2 separate regions of the Homo sapiens genome follow, and region 2 is linked to region 1. Evidence: read pairs that join two places in POLR2A ChIA-PET (ENCODE). Cell type or tissue: endothelial cell of umbilical vein. All regions are shown on one strand. Links, peaks and the distances in the headings refer to the core of each region. The heading gives the core; the rest is flanking DNA. Region 1 has its middle 12 kb from the start of SF3B5. Region 2 holds the start of SNORA98 (small nucleolar RNA, H/ACA box 98).

Region 1 (8,347 bases), core at 313-8,312:
GTGTTAGCTCAGAATCCTTCCTAGTCGTTAGCTCAGAATCCTTCCTCGTCGTTAGCTCAGAATCCTTCCTCGTCTCCACTTCCTTCATTTCCTAGCCACTGTTCTCAGTTGTTATCTTGTCCTCTAGGCGTCCCTCTTATCACTCTGTCCTCCTACTTCAGTGAACCTTATCCTTGCTTCCTCCATGTCTCCTCTAAAAACAGTGGCCTTTAAAGCAGAAGTGTCTTCGTAACATTACAAACGAAGGGAAAATACAGTAGGTGATTTGAGGCCCTGTGGTACAGCATCAAAGCGTTTAGGGTGTTCACCACCTCAGCCTCCCTCTCCTCACCTCCAAGCCCTGGACCAGCAGACTAGGGCACTCATCTCTGGTTCTGGCCCACTGCTGTCTGTTTCAGAATTCTGCCTTTAAAACGATATCATTGGTATTAATACTATCTCATTCATCAGTTTTGATATGAGAATCGAATGATGTGTACCTTGCAGAAAAGTTTGTCTCTTTCTAATTAAACAAAAAAAAGTACACAGAATAATATAACATGGAGATACTTCTACCTCAAATTTTGTCCAATTTCCTTCCCTTTTTTCTATTTTTAAAACAATTTGCAAATTATGTATCTATGCCCCTTTTTAAAACTGAAAGGAAGCGTTGCAGGTAAAACTATTGTCTCCTTTGACCATTTGTAGCCCAGTCTCTCCTGTGTCCTCATGTCCAACCCTACCCCCACCACCAAAGTAATCACTTCTATGAGTAAGTTCTTCCCTTATAGCCATTAGATTTTATAAACATATATTCGTATCCAGGAACCATATGTAGAAGTGTTATTGTGTTTTTAAAAATCTATGTGTATATGCATACATACACATATGTATAGATACATATATGTGCATATGTATGCATATGTGTATATACATATGTATATGTATGCATATGTACATATGTATATACATATGTATATATACCCATATGTACATATGTATATACATATGTATATATACGCATATGTACATATGTATATACACGCATATGTATGCATATATGTGTATATACATCTATATACATGCACACAAATGAAACTATCTGGCAGTTTCTCAAAAAGCTAGACATAGAATTATCATATGATTCAACAATTCCATTTCTAGGTATATAACCAAAGGGATTGAAAGCAAGGACTGGAATAGATATTTGTATGCCAGTGTCCAATGCAGCATTATCTACAATAGCCAAAAGGTGGAAGAAATCCACAGGTCCACTAACAGATGAATGGATAAACAAAATGTGGCATATACCCACAATGCAATATTATTCTGCCATAAAAAAGGAATGAAGTTCTGATACATGCTATATAGATGAACTTGAAGATATTATGCTAAATGACATAAGCAAAACACAAAAAAGACAAATGTGGTATAATATCATTTATATGATGTACCTAGAATAGCCAAATTCATCAGGACTGAAAGTAATAGAGGTTGTTAGAAGTTTGGGGTAGAAGCAATGACATATTATTGCTTAATGGTTACAGAATTTTTGTTTAGGGGTAATGGAAAATTATTTCCAAAATAATCACAACATAGTAGTGATGGTTGTACAATACTGTGAATTAATGCAACTGAATTAATTGTACACTTAAATAATTAAAATGGCAAATTATATGTTATGTATTTTTACTGCAATTTTAAAAATTAATAATACATTTACCAAAACCTATTGAATTGTTCATTTTATTTTTAAGTTTATTTCATTTTGTTTTCCTAGAGACAGAGTTTTGCTATGTCGCCTAGGCCAGAATGCAGTGACTATTCACGGGCGCAGCCATGGCGCACTGCAGCCTTGAACTTCTGGGATCAAGCAATCCTTCTGCTTCAGCCTCTGGAGTAGCTGGGACTACAGGTGTGTGCCACTGTGCCCTGCTGAACTGTTCACTTTAAATGGATGAATTGTACAGGATGTAAATTATATCTCAATAAAGCTGTTTAAAGTAGATATATATGGTATTATATACATCTGGGTTATATACGTATTATACATATACATATATGGTATTATGCATATAATTGATATAATATACCAATGTATTATACATATAATTGTATTACAGTATATACAGATATGGTATTATACATATAATTGAATTATACATGATATTATATATTTTGGTATTATATAGTATGGTATTGCACACATAATTTAATTAAATATATATAGTTTTTTGTTTTTTGTTTTGAGACAAGGGTCTCACTCTGTCACCCAGGCTGGAGTGCAGTGGTGCGATCACAGCTCACTGCAGAGTCAGCCTCCTGGGTTCAAGCAATCCTCCTGACTCAGCCTCTCACTTAGCTGGGACCACAGATGCATGCCACCACACCTGGCTAATTCTTTTTATTACTGGTAGAGCCAGGATCTCCACATGTCACGCAGGCTGATTCCAAACTCCTGGGCTCAGGCGATTCTCCCACCTTAGCCTCCCAAAGTGCTGGGATTACAGGCGTGAGCTACTGTGCCTGGCCCACACGTTATATTTTTGAGATCTATCCAAGTTGAGAGCTATAGTTATGTAGTTCATTCCTTTTTAACGCTATGTCATAGGAATATACTACACAATTTATATGTGCATTCTCTAATTAAGGGCACTTAGAATGCTTCCAGCATTTTATTATTTCAGACAGTGCTGCAACAAACATTCTCATATACGTCTCCTCAGATGCGGGCAAAATGTCCTCAGTATATAGGTGTGTGTCATGTGTTTTCAAAGATTTAATGTATTATATGAATGTAGGCTTCTTATTTTTAGAACCTTTACTCTTAGCCATTTATTTAACACACGTTTATTGAACCTGCACTGGGGCAAATGGGGTCACGGCCTCTGTGGATCTCACAGTCTGCAGCAAAGGAGGCATGTAATCAATTGGTTAGTATAAGAGGTGATGGACTCTTGAACACTTCAATCTCTACAAAGCAGCTCCTTCCACTCTGTTTTTCATCTGGACCCACCTCAGCTTCTCCCCCTTCCTTTCCTCTGCTTGACCCCTTTTCCTCCCACCATTTCCAGTTGTTATCTAAACTCCTCAACCAGTCTTCTAATTTTCTCAGCCTCTCTTTCAAGAGAGGTTCTTTAATCTTACTTCGTCCATCTCACCTTGCAAAAAAGTGTATCAGCCTTAGAATAAATTTTTCTAAAAATCAGTTTAAAAGAAAGAGCAAAATGTGTATTTTCCTATGAAATTTAGGAGCTGAACATCTCTCATTTCTTGTGTTTTTCTGCTAGGTTAACTTGGACTTTGTATCAACAGTCCCCAACCTTTTTGGCCCCAGGGACCAGTTTCATGGAAGACAATTTTTCCATGAACCAGGGTTGGGGAATTGGAGGATTGGAGGGTTGAGGGGGTGGGTGTGGGAGGTTCGGGATGAAACTATTCTGCCTCAGAGTCTCATAAGGAGCGTGCAACCTAGATCCCTCACATGCCAGTTCACAATAGGGTTCAAGCTCCCATGAGAATCTAATGCTGTCACTGACCTGACAGGAGGTGGAGCTGAGGCAGTAATGCTCACTCACCCACCGCTCACCTCCTGCTGTGCTGCCCAGTTCCTAACAGGCCACAGACCAGTACGGGTCTGCAGCAAGGGTTAGGGACCCCTGCTTTAAATGATAAAATCTCATAAAGCAAGAACAACAATTTTAGCTGATGCTATTCATCATGTAGCTTAGCATTTAATGCACTATAGACACTTTAAAAATATTTGAAAAATATTTGTTGACTGACAATACTAGTCAGACCATGTAATGCACAGTCCTAAGCACTAAAGAGTAATACAAAGATTATGAAAACAAGGTCCTGCACTCACAATTAATAAAGAAAATGAGGCTGGGCATGGTGGCTCCCACCTGTAATGCCAGCAGTATGGGAGGCCGAGGCAAGCAAATTGCTTCAGCTCCGGAGCTCAAGACCAGCCTGGGCAATATGTCGAAATGCCATCTCTACAAAAAAAAAAAAAAAAAAAAAAAATACAAAAATTAGCTGGGTGTGGTGGTGCGCACCTGTGGTCTCAGCTACTGAGGAGGCTGAGGTGGGAGGATCACTTGAGTCCAGGATGTCAAGGCTGCAGTGAGCCATGATTGTGCCACCACTGCACTTTAGCCTGGGTGACAGAATGAGACCCTTCCTCAAACAAACAAAAAAAGTAGTAGGCCAGGCAGGGTGGCTCATACCTGTAATCCTGGCACTTTGGGAGGCTGAGGTGGGCAGATCACTTCAGGTCAGGAGTTCAAGACCAGCCTGGCCAACATGGTGAAACCCCATCTCTACTAAAAATAAAAAATTAGCCAGGCGTGATGGCGTGCACCTGTATTCCCAGCTACTCGGGAGGCTGAGGTAGGAGGACCACTTCAACTTGGGAGGTGGAGGTTGCACCCAGCTGAGAACATGCCACTGCACTCCAGCCTGGGCAACAGAGTGAGACTCTGTCTCAAAAAAAAAAAAAAAAATGTAGTGCACCAATGCATCTCCAGATTCTAGAGTGGTGCATGACACAGAGTGGACACAATAACTGTTTGTTGAATGATGAGTAAGTGAATAAATAAATGAACAAACAAATTCATGAGGAACAATGAGGACTGGATACAGTTGAGATGGGACACAGAAAAATGCTAAACATAGATTGATTATGAATCTTTCTACCCTTTACGTTCAATGTGGAACTCTGATGTTTTCTGATGTGTTAACAACCTTACCTCAGTGAGTTTAGTTTTATCAAGTCTGACAAGCATCATAGGTTTTGGGGTTTTTTCCTAACCTCAACATCTTTCAAAGAAATACACACTTGTTTCTATCATCAGCATACAAATAAGCATGTGTGAAAAATATCAAATGTTCAAATAACTTGATAATTTCACATAAAATGAAAGTCTCAAGCCAAGTAAATCTCAAAATACATATTTGATTGAATAAAAAGTGACACAATACCCATTTTTATAGGATCACATGAAAATTCCTTTAGTTTCTTGAAGAAAAAATATATTGCTAAAACCAAAATGTTTCCCATATGCAGAGGAAAACAATTATTGATTTATGGAAGGTGAAATCTGAGGTAAATACATGTCAGTAAGGACTTTGGAGGTGATGACTATATCGTGGGAGCACAGGACTAAATATGCACGTTGTCTTTCAGTTCTTTTAAATAGACTTAAAATTTGTGGAAGGCAAATTGTGGAAAGCCAGCATGTTCACACTCATGAGGATGAAAGCTGATTAGACATTCATTTTTTTCCTCTAGCCCTTCAGCATGTTCTCTGGCTTTTGTTCTATCTCCCTTCCCACTTATCTCTTTCTTTTTTTTTTTTTCTTTTATTATTATACTTTAAGTTTTAGGGTACATGCGCACATTGTGCAGGTTAGTTACATATGTATACATGTGCCATGCTGGTGCGCCGCACCCACTAACTCATCATCTAGCATTAGGTATATCTCCCAATGCTATCCCTCCCCCCTCCCCCCACACCCACTTATCTCTTTCTTGCTGTTCTATGATAAGAAACAACACATGATTAGTATAGTGAAGCCAATACATCTTTAACCCTTTTCTCTCAGCCCTAGAACTTCTTTAAAATTCATATACTAAGACATGAAGTACTAATTACATTTCCCACACTCCAAAGATTGTGTCATGCAGATAGGAATTTTTAAGATGGTAAATAAGGCATATGTGCATGAAGGAGTTCTTCGTTTGATAACACAAGTTTATTTTGATAAAATGTACATTACTAATGGGAAACTGAATGCTAAATAATATGTATATACTGTTATGGGTACAGTAGAAAAAGATTGCAGAGGTTATTCGTTTGTTGTAGGAGCACCTGAGAATGCTTAATGTATGAACTGCATTTGAGCTGGTTATTCAGGCTTCTGTATCAAAAATCTGAAAAAAAAGTTTAAAGGTGATGAATTTATTTAATGAAAAGTATTTTTAAGGCCGGGAGCGGTGGCTCATGCCTATAATCCCAGCACTTTGGGAGGCTGAGGAGGGTGGATCACCTAACGTCAGGAATTCGAGAGCAGCCTGACTAACATGGTGAAACCCTGTGGCTACTAAAACCACGAAAATTAGCTGGGCGTGGTGGTGCATGTCTGTAATCCCAGCTACTCGGGAGACTGAGGCAGGAGAATCGCTTGAACCTGGGAGAGGGACCTTGTGGTGAGCCAAGATCACACCACTGCACTCCAGCATGGGCAATAAGAGCAGAAACTCTGTCAAAAAAAAAAAAAAAAAAAAGAGAGAGAGAGAGAAGTATTAAAACAAACCAAAAAAAACCCCAAAACCGAGACCATGTTTGTGGGTTTATTCACTCTTTAAGCCAGCAACTTTGATCACTCCAAATTCTATTTTTATTTTTTTTTTTTTAGAGAGTCTTCTTCTGTTACCCAGGCTGGAGTACAGTGGCATGATCTTGGCTCACTGCAACTCCACCTTCCAGGTTCAGGTGATTCTCCTGTCTCAGCCTCCTGAGTAGCTGGAATTACAGGCACATGCCACCACACCTGGCAATTTTTTTGTATTTTTAGTAGAAATGGGGTTTCGCCATGTTGGCTACACTGGCCTTGAGCTCCTGACCTCAAGTGATCTGCCCACCTCAGCCTCCCAAAGTGCTGGGATTACCTGTGTGAGCCACTGCACCCGGCCTGCTCACTACAAATTCTATAGTAAGATTCAAACAATATCCCTATCCAGGCCAGGACTCTTGGAATGTTTCTAGTGGGAAGTCAGATGGAACTCTCAGGATGCTATTCACAGAGAGCCAGTCAAAGGGCATGTCTTTTGGAGATGGAGTCTTGCTCTGTCTCCAAAAGAGTATAATGGCACAATCTCCACTCACTGCAACCTCCGCCTCCAGGGTTCAAGCGATTCACTTGCTTCAGCTTCCCGAGTAGCTGATTACAGGCAAGCGCCACCACACCTGACTAAGTTTTGTATTTCTAGTAGAGATGGGGTTTCACCATGTTGGCCAGGCTGGTCTTGAACTCCTGGCCTTGAGCGATCTGCCTGCCTCAGCCTTCCAAAGTGTTGGGATTACAGGCATGAGCCACTGCACCTGACTGGGCACGTCTTTCTGAAAGCATTATGGGCACTGTAAGGCCAAAGTGACCTCCTAACAGTCATTCTGTACATAGTCAAAATTTGAGTGGTGATGCATGTCACTGTTGTATTTCTGGAAAAGCTCTTTCCGTTTTTCAAAAAAGAGCCAATAATATATGCATAGTTATCACCATACAGAAAGTTTCTTTGATAGTCAAAGCCTGTAAAATTGCCTCACATTTGTTCTTTGTGAGATTATGGCTACCTCCTGCCTTCATGAAAGTTATATTCGGATCTATTCAATTTAGCCCTCCTCTACAAATGAAGAGTTTTCCCTGCACCCACATGGTCTTTAAGTCTCTCTCAATTCTAGTATATCATTTCTAATTTGTATAAGAGCTGTTTTTTGCCTCAGACACAAGGTCCTAGACAATTTGCATAATATAAATTGGCTTTCATATGCACATATTTATTAGGTTTCAAATATTCAAATATATTACACCTATATAAGACTCCTACTAAAATCCTGTGTTCCCACTTAGCATTTGATTTTTTAAATTCCCATTCATATTGATATTAACTAACTCATTTTTTCAAATATGCACTTGAGGATACTAATTTTTATGAGTTTTAAGTAGTATAATTTCTTCCAACCAGCTCTAAATTACTGAAATCTTTCAATGTCAGGCTGTTTATAGGAATGCTAAAATGCAATTTCAAATGCCCAGCATGTTAATAAGCAACATCATTTGGCTTATCTCTGCCATGTTAAGCAATGCAAGGAATATGGCATTTATTTGTACAGCAGGCATTATTTCCCAAGTGACACATCGTTTCTTATTCTTCAGCCTAAACTGCTGAATATTTTCTATTTTACCGAGTAACTGAAACTTGAATATCGGTAGTGCATGGTACATAGACCTAAAAAAGATTTAATTCAAACTACCCTCTACTGTCTCTGTGGATATCTTCAGTAACAACTTTCTTGGAACAGTGGTGCTTATTTTAAAAGATAATGTTAGGCTGGGTGAGGTAGCTCACACCTGTAATCCCAGCACTTTGGGAGTCTGTGCATGCTTTCAGTAACAGTTTCCTTGAAACAGCACTGCTTATTTTAAAAGATAGTATTAGACCGGGCGAGCTGGCTCACACCTGTAATCCCAGCACTTTGGGAGGCTGAGGTGGGCAGATTGCTTGTGTCAAGAAGTTCAAGACCAGCCTGGGCAACATGGCAAAACCCTCGTCTCTACAAAAAATACAAAAATCGGGCCGGGC
Region 2 (8,347 bases), core at 232-8,231, 320 kb before region 1:
TAAAAAGCTCTGACTCTTTATGCATACCAGGCAAGGTCTGTAGGCAAACTCAGGAAACAATATAGCTTATTCCATGTATACACAACTGGCAATACAGTAGAAATGTTTGAAGAAGGCAGTCCTTCAAAAGATAGGCTTCCATGAGACTAGGGTGAGGCACTGGTAATAGCACTGATTATGATAGTGTAAAGGTAAATAAAATCAAAGTTCCTTTGTTCAATATATATAAAGGAGAGGCAGGTACACTGCTCCTTCCCTTCCCTTAGGGTGTCTCCTTAAAACAAAATAGACCCAATTTTTTTGGTCAGGAAATAGATAAATCCAGTCTCCAGTTTTTCAAGCTAAGTTAAACACAGGAGTTGTTGAGAAGGTGGACAAGAGACTATCACAACAAGGCACATCTAGTTGTCTCTCACAGAGACAAGTGTTCATTGTTCTTTCTCCCACTTTACTGAATATTTGTGTGAAATTCTGTCCAGACTTTGACGTCTTTAGCCAACTGCCTGCATGCACTTAACCATACATGCACACTTAATTGTAAATTGTGTTTTCTCTGTATTCTATGTTGGTAACCAGAGGTACCAGTGTTGGCAGGGTTTTTTATTTCTCCAACAAATAATAACAAAAATAAATGTCAGCTTCCCCCTAAGTGTGACTCCCCTCATGGCTGGTGGATGGTTACCTGTGGCAATTGCAGCTAAAAGCTTCCCAGGCCAGATACAGCTGGAAATGGGTCCAGTGTCTCCTTGCTCTGTGTAATAGGTAGAGATTCTCTCCCCTCAACCACTACCTCTCAGCAATCCCCTCTTGATACCTTACTTCCCACCCTGGCATAAGCCCACCCTTCCCTGCACCACCAGAGCCCATCTCTGAAGCTAGAGATGGTGGGGCCACAAGAGGCTGAATGGGAAAGCACAAGGAAGGTGGTCCTGCTCACTCCTTCCTAAGTGAAGGGTGAAAAGTCATTTCCTCCCAGTTGATCAATTTCTAAACTGATCGTCAATTACAAAGACTACCAAATTTGCTTCACAATTATGAATACCAATAGGCTGAATCAAAACCCTGTATTAAGTACTCATCAAAGCATAGCATATTAAATAATACTTGACAGTTTTAATTTTAATCATTTGTTTTTAGTTTTAACCAAGGTGAAGTTCATTTTACAAACAATTTTGAGACAAAAATCAAATTTTAAAAATTCAAATTGAATGAAAACAAAACAAACAGCAACAACAACAAAGCTTGCATAAGTATAGCCAAAGTATCTGGAAGCTGGTGTTTAAGAATATGGAGTACATTTTATTGTTTTCTTTTTAGAGGTATTAGTGAATAGACACAAATTCACATTTCTTTTTAAGGAACCACTTGAATGTGTATGGCTCCTAAAACAATCAGTTGAGTTGCCATATGCATACTCATGAAATAAACCAATGGCAGACCCAATGTGTAACTCTTCAAGCTCAAGCCTCTACTATAGATGGGATTTATCTTCACACAGGAAGCCTGTCAGCCTCTTTACAGTACTAAAGAGAAGACTGAATATCTAGAGGTGGAAAAGGGTTTGGGCTCCTTTTATTGCACCTCCTGTACAAATCTCCCTCCACATCTTTTCCCACCCTTATTTTAGTGATTATTAACTTCCAACATGAAAAAAGTAGGAAAACAATCTAAAAGCAATGTCTCACTGTCTCCTAAAGGAAAACATCTTAATAGCTCTCCATATTGGAATCCATAAAAAATGCTTCATGGCTTTCCTCTCTTACGTTCTGTCAATTTGAATTTCAAGGTTGGAATTGTAACTTACATGAAAACTTGGCTCATCTGTGTCTTAGAAAAGAGAAAAGCAGGGATTTGCACAAACTCAAGTTCAGCATTTTTAATTTTGCATATTTTCTACCTAACCTTTATTTGTGAAGCCTCTTTAGAGAACCATCTCACCAAATGGATAAAAGAACTTCTGCAATTTGTATGTTTTCAGCTCTGCCAGATGAGCAGCTCTGAAAGTCAGCCAAAGAAAATGCAGGCTCAAAGTCAGAGCAAATTTCCCAAAGCAAAGCAATGAGGCCTTTGCTGCCTCCCTTGGGAGACCGGCCGGCTAACAAGCCAGAGGCTCTGAAATTTAGAAGGGGCAAAACACTCAAGTCATACACACCATACAATGGAAGAACGCGGGCTTAATGAGCCAGTGCTTTTTCCCTTTTCTGTTTACGTGTGGCACGGATCCACAGATCAGGACTATCACAGATTCGAGGTATATGATAGGGTTTTTATTTTGCATTCCTAAGTAATTATCATCTCCTATACACTTCTCAGCAATGCCTCAATATTTCTTCACGATATAAGGAAGGTAATAATGATCGATTGCGTCTTATGGCTATGGAAATGTAGACCAGGTGATCTGAAAAAATTGACTAATAATTTGCCTGAGGTCATAAATAAATGAGCAGGATATCCAGAAATAAGTGTTTAATTTCCTAATTTTTAGCTTTTTTTAGATAATCACTTTTTCTGAGCTCTTCATAACTTTTAAAAATCCAAGAGCCATAATTTACTCTACACTATGACTTCTCAGGATCCTGAATTCCAAAGCACTGTATACTCCATGATATGTTCACAAGGATTTGCAGCAAAAAGAATACATATTTTGAGTGAGCACTGTCTTGGTTACTGTATATTCATTTACAGTTACAAATTAAAAGATGGTTTTAGACTGATATTATTCTCAAGTTCTTTACCAAATCCCTTATCAAGAAAAGAATTGTTCTGGCTTTAAGTTTTAAGTCTTATTTTTCTTCACAGTGAATTTAATAGTTAGACCCTATGTGAAGAATTGTATTGGGTAAATAAAACAATAATATGCATTAAGTCCAAGTGGTTATTTAACAATCACTGCAGCACAACTCCAAGAAATCAGGTAAATAGGGAAAGTTTGGATAGCTGGATTTGTTTATTTTTGTCAATAATGCAGCAAAAGTCCTGATGCATTGTATTCATATCCAGGACTTAGCACAATTCATGCCATGTTGCACTCAGTCCTAAACTCTACTCCTGTCTCTCCAATGCAACCATCCCCAAGTGGCTTATGAACATATAGAATTAGGCATATTCAATGTATGTCTATGTCATTGTCATTCATTTATTTATTAAGCCTACAAATAGTTTACTGGATACCTACTAAATGCCAAAAGATATGCCAATAAGCAAATAGAAAGTCCCTGCACCCACAGAGTTTATGTCTAACCTAGGAAAAAAGGCTGGCAACTATTTAAATTACAGTATGGTAAGTGCTTCAAATCATAACACTTTGAGAGTATACAGCTTATCTACCCTAGTCTGGGAGCTCAGAAAAGAGATCCTTCAGGAAGCAACATTTAAGCTCAGACAAGCAGGAAGGGGTAGGAGCTGGCCAGGAAGAGATAGAGAAAGGACTGTGTGCAAAGGCCAGGGAGGGCCCACCGGGATGGTAAGCAAAGGCCGTGTGGCTGGAGCAAAATGAGGGAGCGAGAGGAAAGTAAAATAAAATTAGGAGTAAATTGGGAGGCAGCTATTTAGAGCTTTAAGAACCAAGTAAGACCAAAACATCACACTATATACCAAAAATTATACAATTTCAATTTTTAATTGTGTTTTTTAAAAAAAGGAAAATGGGCACCCAACGAAAGAGCTTACAGAAGAGAAAAAGGTATTCAGGTTTACCCTTTAGAAGCACCGTAGATACTCTCTTGAAAATGGAAGGGGAGGCCGGGCGTGGTGGCTCACGCCTGTAATCCCAGCACTTTGGGAGGTCGAGGCAGGCGGATCACTTGAGGTCAGGAGTTTGAAACCAGCCTAGCCAACATGGTGAAACCCCATCTCTACTAAAAATACAAAAATTAGCTGGGCATGGTGACATGCGCCCATAATCCCAGCTACTAGGGAGGCTGAGGCAGGAGAATCGCTGCAACCTGGGAGGCAGAGGCTGCAGGCTGCAATGAGCCAAGATTGCACCACTGCACTCCAGACTGGGCAACAGAGCTAGACTGTGTCTCAAAAAAAAAAAAAAAAAAAAAGAAAAGAAAAAAAAAGGAAAGGGAGATGGAGAAGGTGGAGCATGGAATGGAAGAACCAATTAGCAGATTATCACAGTGGTCCATGTATTCAAGGATAATTTTCCAACAAGGTAAAGTCATAACTCTCAAACCAATGTGATAATAATGTCTGTCAAAGATTTATTTAACTCATTAATTAATGAGGGACCCAGTAAGCTGTTACAACCAGTTCAGGGGAAAATTTTTAAAAACACATGTTTTACACAAGAAAAATGAAAACTGAAATAGATTTGCAATAGATGCAAAAACTGGTCTATCCAAGGAGTAATAATTAACTGCTTTACAAATAATTTTCATTTTTATGGATAAGAATCATTTGCATACCTATTTTCCACAACTTACCTAGTCGTAAAGTAGCTCAAAAGTAATTAAAGGCAGAGATAATTCAGATGCCTGAGCTAACAGGACACCCACTAGTTTTTTGCCCATTGTAAAGTCTCTCACCATTTTTTCTAATACAAATAACAATGCCTTGGAAAAGAGACGTGTCACTCTACATAGAGTAAGTGGACAATTTTGAATATATGTAGGTATTGGAATTAACAAGGCTCGATGTTTGATTGACTTTTGATGGGGAGGAGGCCACAAAGGAAATATCTAGACAAATGTCTGTTTTAAAACAAATTCCTAAATGGCAGAAGGTGCCATCAGTGTCTGTTTGGATTTCTCAGCACAGAGGTCCTGTTGCTCTGTTTAGGAACCCACACTGTAGGGAAGTAGTGGACCCACTGAAAAATTATATTGTAAAACCCACCACAATGTACCAAAGGACATGGATTTTTAAAAATGAAAAAAAAAATTCGTTCCCTTCAACGGGATTTATTTTTTTTTCTTGTTCTATCCTCGCATTACCTAGTAATACCAGGCATGAATACGGTCTTTCCCCAGCTCAGCAAGAGTTAAGCCACATGGGAGTCTATGGAAATCTCCCAGTCTAGAAATGTGTTACTCCCTCTTTCACTATCCCCAATTGGAAGCAATCCAACTTATGGTCTTAAGACAGCCAGAAGAAAGAAAAAATAATGTGGATGTTTAGTGTCACTGCCATGAGCTTCCCATCTCCAAATATTCATAATTTCTCAGATAAATTCCTTCTAGGTTTTGATTTCTTGCTAGATGAAAATAAAAGTTTTCAGAGTCATCCCACGTTTGGTAGTTTTTCTCCAAACACCATCTCCAAACACTAACACAGAAGCTGAGCTTAGAAACTACCATCTCCAAACACTAATAGAGAAGCTTTTAGCTAAAACTAACTATAACTTTTACTAAAAATGATAAAAATTACCAAGTCTTTTCCAGTATCTTGGTAAGAAATACAAATATTCCAGGGCAAACAATTTACATGGGACTTAAAGCCCCATTTAATTGCAAAATAATAGACATTATAAATGCACAAATTTAAATATCAAGTTCATTTAATAAACTAGTCTGGTACTACCAGATTTTGTTTTCTTTGAGGTCTTTTTAAAGGTGTCAATGACCCACCATAAATATTGAGAAATTTCTTTTCAATTATTCTGTCTCAGTTGTCATCTCTCTTCCTCTACAAACCCTTTCCATGTCCTATTTTACTACCTATTTCTCTCCATTTTCATAAATAGGTAAAAAGTAATTTACCCAGTTTCAAATGCTCTCTAAACTTAGGTCTACCAAGTTTAATGCTTTCAAAACAATCTTCAAAATTAGTTCTAAGGCAATTCTTCCCCAAAGACTAAATTAAGCTGCTAAAAACTGCTTCACTTGTTCTATCTAAACAATTACTGTGTTATCCTCGTGAATAACCAGGAAAAATAATCTTACTTTTATGAGCAATCATAAGACCACTGGAATAAAACACCTCATATCCAGACTCCCAGTTGCTAAAACTACATTCTCTGGAAAATGGTCACATGCAGATGAATAGTTCAAAAGTTTTTATTCATGTCAAGCCCGAGATGCACATATGTTACCTGTGTCTCTGGAATAAAACAAACTAAAATTTACCAAAACACACCTGCATGTGATTTGGAATAATCCTACACATATAACTGCCAATTATGCAAGCACCTTTATGTTCTAATTCTCTGTATTTTTAACCCTCTGTCAAAGTTGGTTTTCATGTTCCTTACATACTCACAGGCAAGATAAAATACCCCTCAAGATAAACTCGCAAAGCCCAAAAAGCAGTGAAATCAAATAACCAACTATAAATATTGGGACGTGGAGCATTTTTTAAACTATGCTGCTACTCAAAGTAACCTTAAGATATCCTCATTTTTCCTCAAGAAATACCAATGTTTGTCTCTCTGACCTTTACAACTTTTGAAAAGCAACCAAAAATTTTGAAAAGCAACTCTTCATTAAAATAGCTTTTATACTATTTAAAAGACCACAACAGTGTTTCTCTGAGAAACTTCTATTTTTCATCTTGTTGTAGAAGAGTCCTAAACAATCTGTTATCCTGAAAACTCTCCTCCTACCTCAGGCTTAGTGCACAAAATTCCAACACCAATAACTAATAGATAATCATATTAGAACAGATTTGAAAATAGCACTGACAATTCCTCTCTTCAGCATGCTCTGCCCCTATGAAAAAATATTGCTCAAAGCATTGATTATGTTCTAAATGGTTAGAAATGCTAAGAGTAGATCTTTGGGGTGGGGGAGGAATTAAGGAAGTACACAAGAAAAAACAACCCACAAGGCAGATAAATATTATTAGCCACATCCACAAGAATAAAAATCCATAAATATTTCTGACAGGGTAGAAAGACTGCCTGAATTATAACATTTGGTTTTAACCAGGCAAAATGAAATCATCATCCTCTTAACCAAGAGAACTCAAAAATTTTCCCAATGATATATTCTTTTCCAAGATGTACCCAGGATTCACAGAATCGAAAGCAGCTAACTGCTGCCTTAGATATCTGGAGAAGGCCAGGTAAAAGTCAATAGCGTCCCATAAACTATGTGCATGAGAATTTCCGTTTAAACATATTTTAGGACAGAATAAAGGAACAACAAATGTATCTGCATACTCAGAAGACTTCGGCTAGGTGACATTTCCTGGGGAAAATTCACTGCACTTCCAACCAAACTCCTTCAATCAGAATGCGGCATCTGAACCATCGAAGTTTTTGAAAGTCTCAGTTACCTTTGAAAATCGAGCATTTATCCATTTGGTAAAGGTTTTCTTCTGTACGTCATTGTGTTCATCTGTGGAATGGAAAAAGAAAGAGAAGGAAAAAGTATGAGAGTCTGTACCTTTAGTAAAGCACCAAATAAGGTTATCTCTATCCTGGAGAGTTTAAAATAGTCCTATTAGTCGAGCTCCTTGAGCACAATGAGGCGGAGCTAATGCAGAATGTGATGACTGCCCGGTACACTTATGGAGCCCAACACTGCCTACAACAGAGGGAGGCTCGGGCACCTTTCCCAAGGGACCAGGTTGTCTCACCCTAAACCCCGGAGTCCTGCCATCAGTGACCAAATCCAGGTTTATCGGATCAAATCAGAGCCCTACTTTCCAGCTAGTACCCGTAGCACTTTCTGCTACATTTTGTGCAAGTAAAATTTCAGCATAATCAAAATGTCAGCATGCTAAAAACAAAAATTAAAGTTATCCAATAAAAACTCAGGAATTCGTGACTTCCTCCCTCTTCATACTGGTCCTACACCCTCTAGAATGACAGTATAAGGTTTATGGTCAATCTTGTAACCCATTTTCCTGTAGTAAGATTGGCATGAGGTTTTAATGATCTTGATCTATACGAACTTTTACAGGTAGAAAAATCAGAAGAATTTAAAACCATTATCCGTTTTGGTTTTGATTACAAATTCATTTTCTGAGCCATAAAAAAAAGAAAAGTTACTTTAAAAGACTGACCACCCTGAACTTTTGAAATATGGGTAGAAGGATTTGGTTACATACAAGGAGTCCATGTGGCTAACAAAAAGAGAAAAGGACTTTCTCTTTAGAACCAAATAGACGGTGTCCCAATCCATTTATTGTGTGACCTTGGGTCATTATAACATCGCTTTTCCTCACAGTTCTCATCTGTAAAATGGGGATAAATAATACCTAGCTTGCAAGAGTATTGTAAAGGTTAGTGAATATAAATGAAAAGCACTTGACGAAGAGCTGGTGTTCAGCTCGTTGTTATAATGATTACAGTAAAAGTGTAAGCAAGGTAGATAAATAAATATTCATTGGACCTCTTCAAATCATACTCTTCCATCACTCCACGATTTTCTATTAAAGCCAGTAAAAGAGTCATTGT

What was found. Peaks named below come from ENCODE experiments on the same cell type or tissue, not always from the same donor. Only the 100,000 strongest peaks of a DNase experiment are listed, where the experiment ranks them.
Region 2: POLR2A ChIA-PET joins it to region 1 with 5 read pairs; 2 of 35 experiments call an interaction of 5 or more read pairs at or near these places.

The regions. Positions count from the first base shown.
Region 1 is chr6:144,079,780-144,088,126 of GRCh38, reverse strand. No RefSeq gene overlaps it. Among named protein-coding and RNA genes, the nearest start is that of SF3B5, 12 kb to the left of the region's middle. RefSeq lists a silencer at 4,674-4,823. In endothelial cell of umbilical vein, for the core only: no CTCF peak of the experiment used is centred there; no DNase peak of the experiment used is centred there.
Region 2 is chr6:144,402,059-144,410,405 of GRCh38, reverse strand. UTRN (utrophin) reads right to left here. Exons shown (of 75, transcript NM_007124.3): 3 at 7,222-7,283. It overlaps SNORA98 (small nucleolar RNA, H/ACA box 98), which reads right to left and starts at 4,751; the gene lies at 4,639-4,751. In endothelial cell of umbilical vein, for the core only: no CTCF peak of the experiment used is centred there; a DNase peak (open chromatin) is centred at 3,315.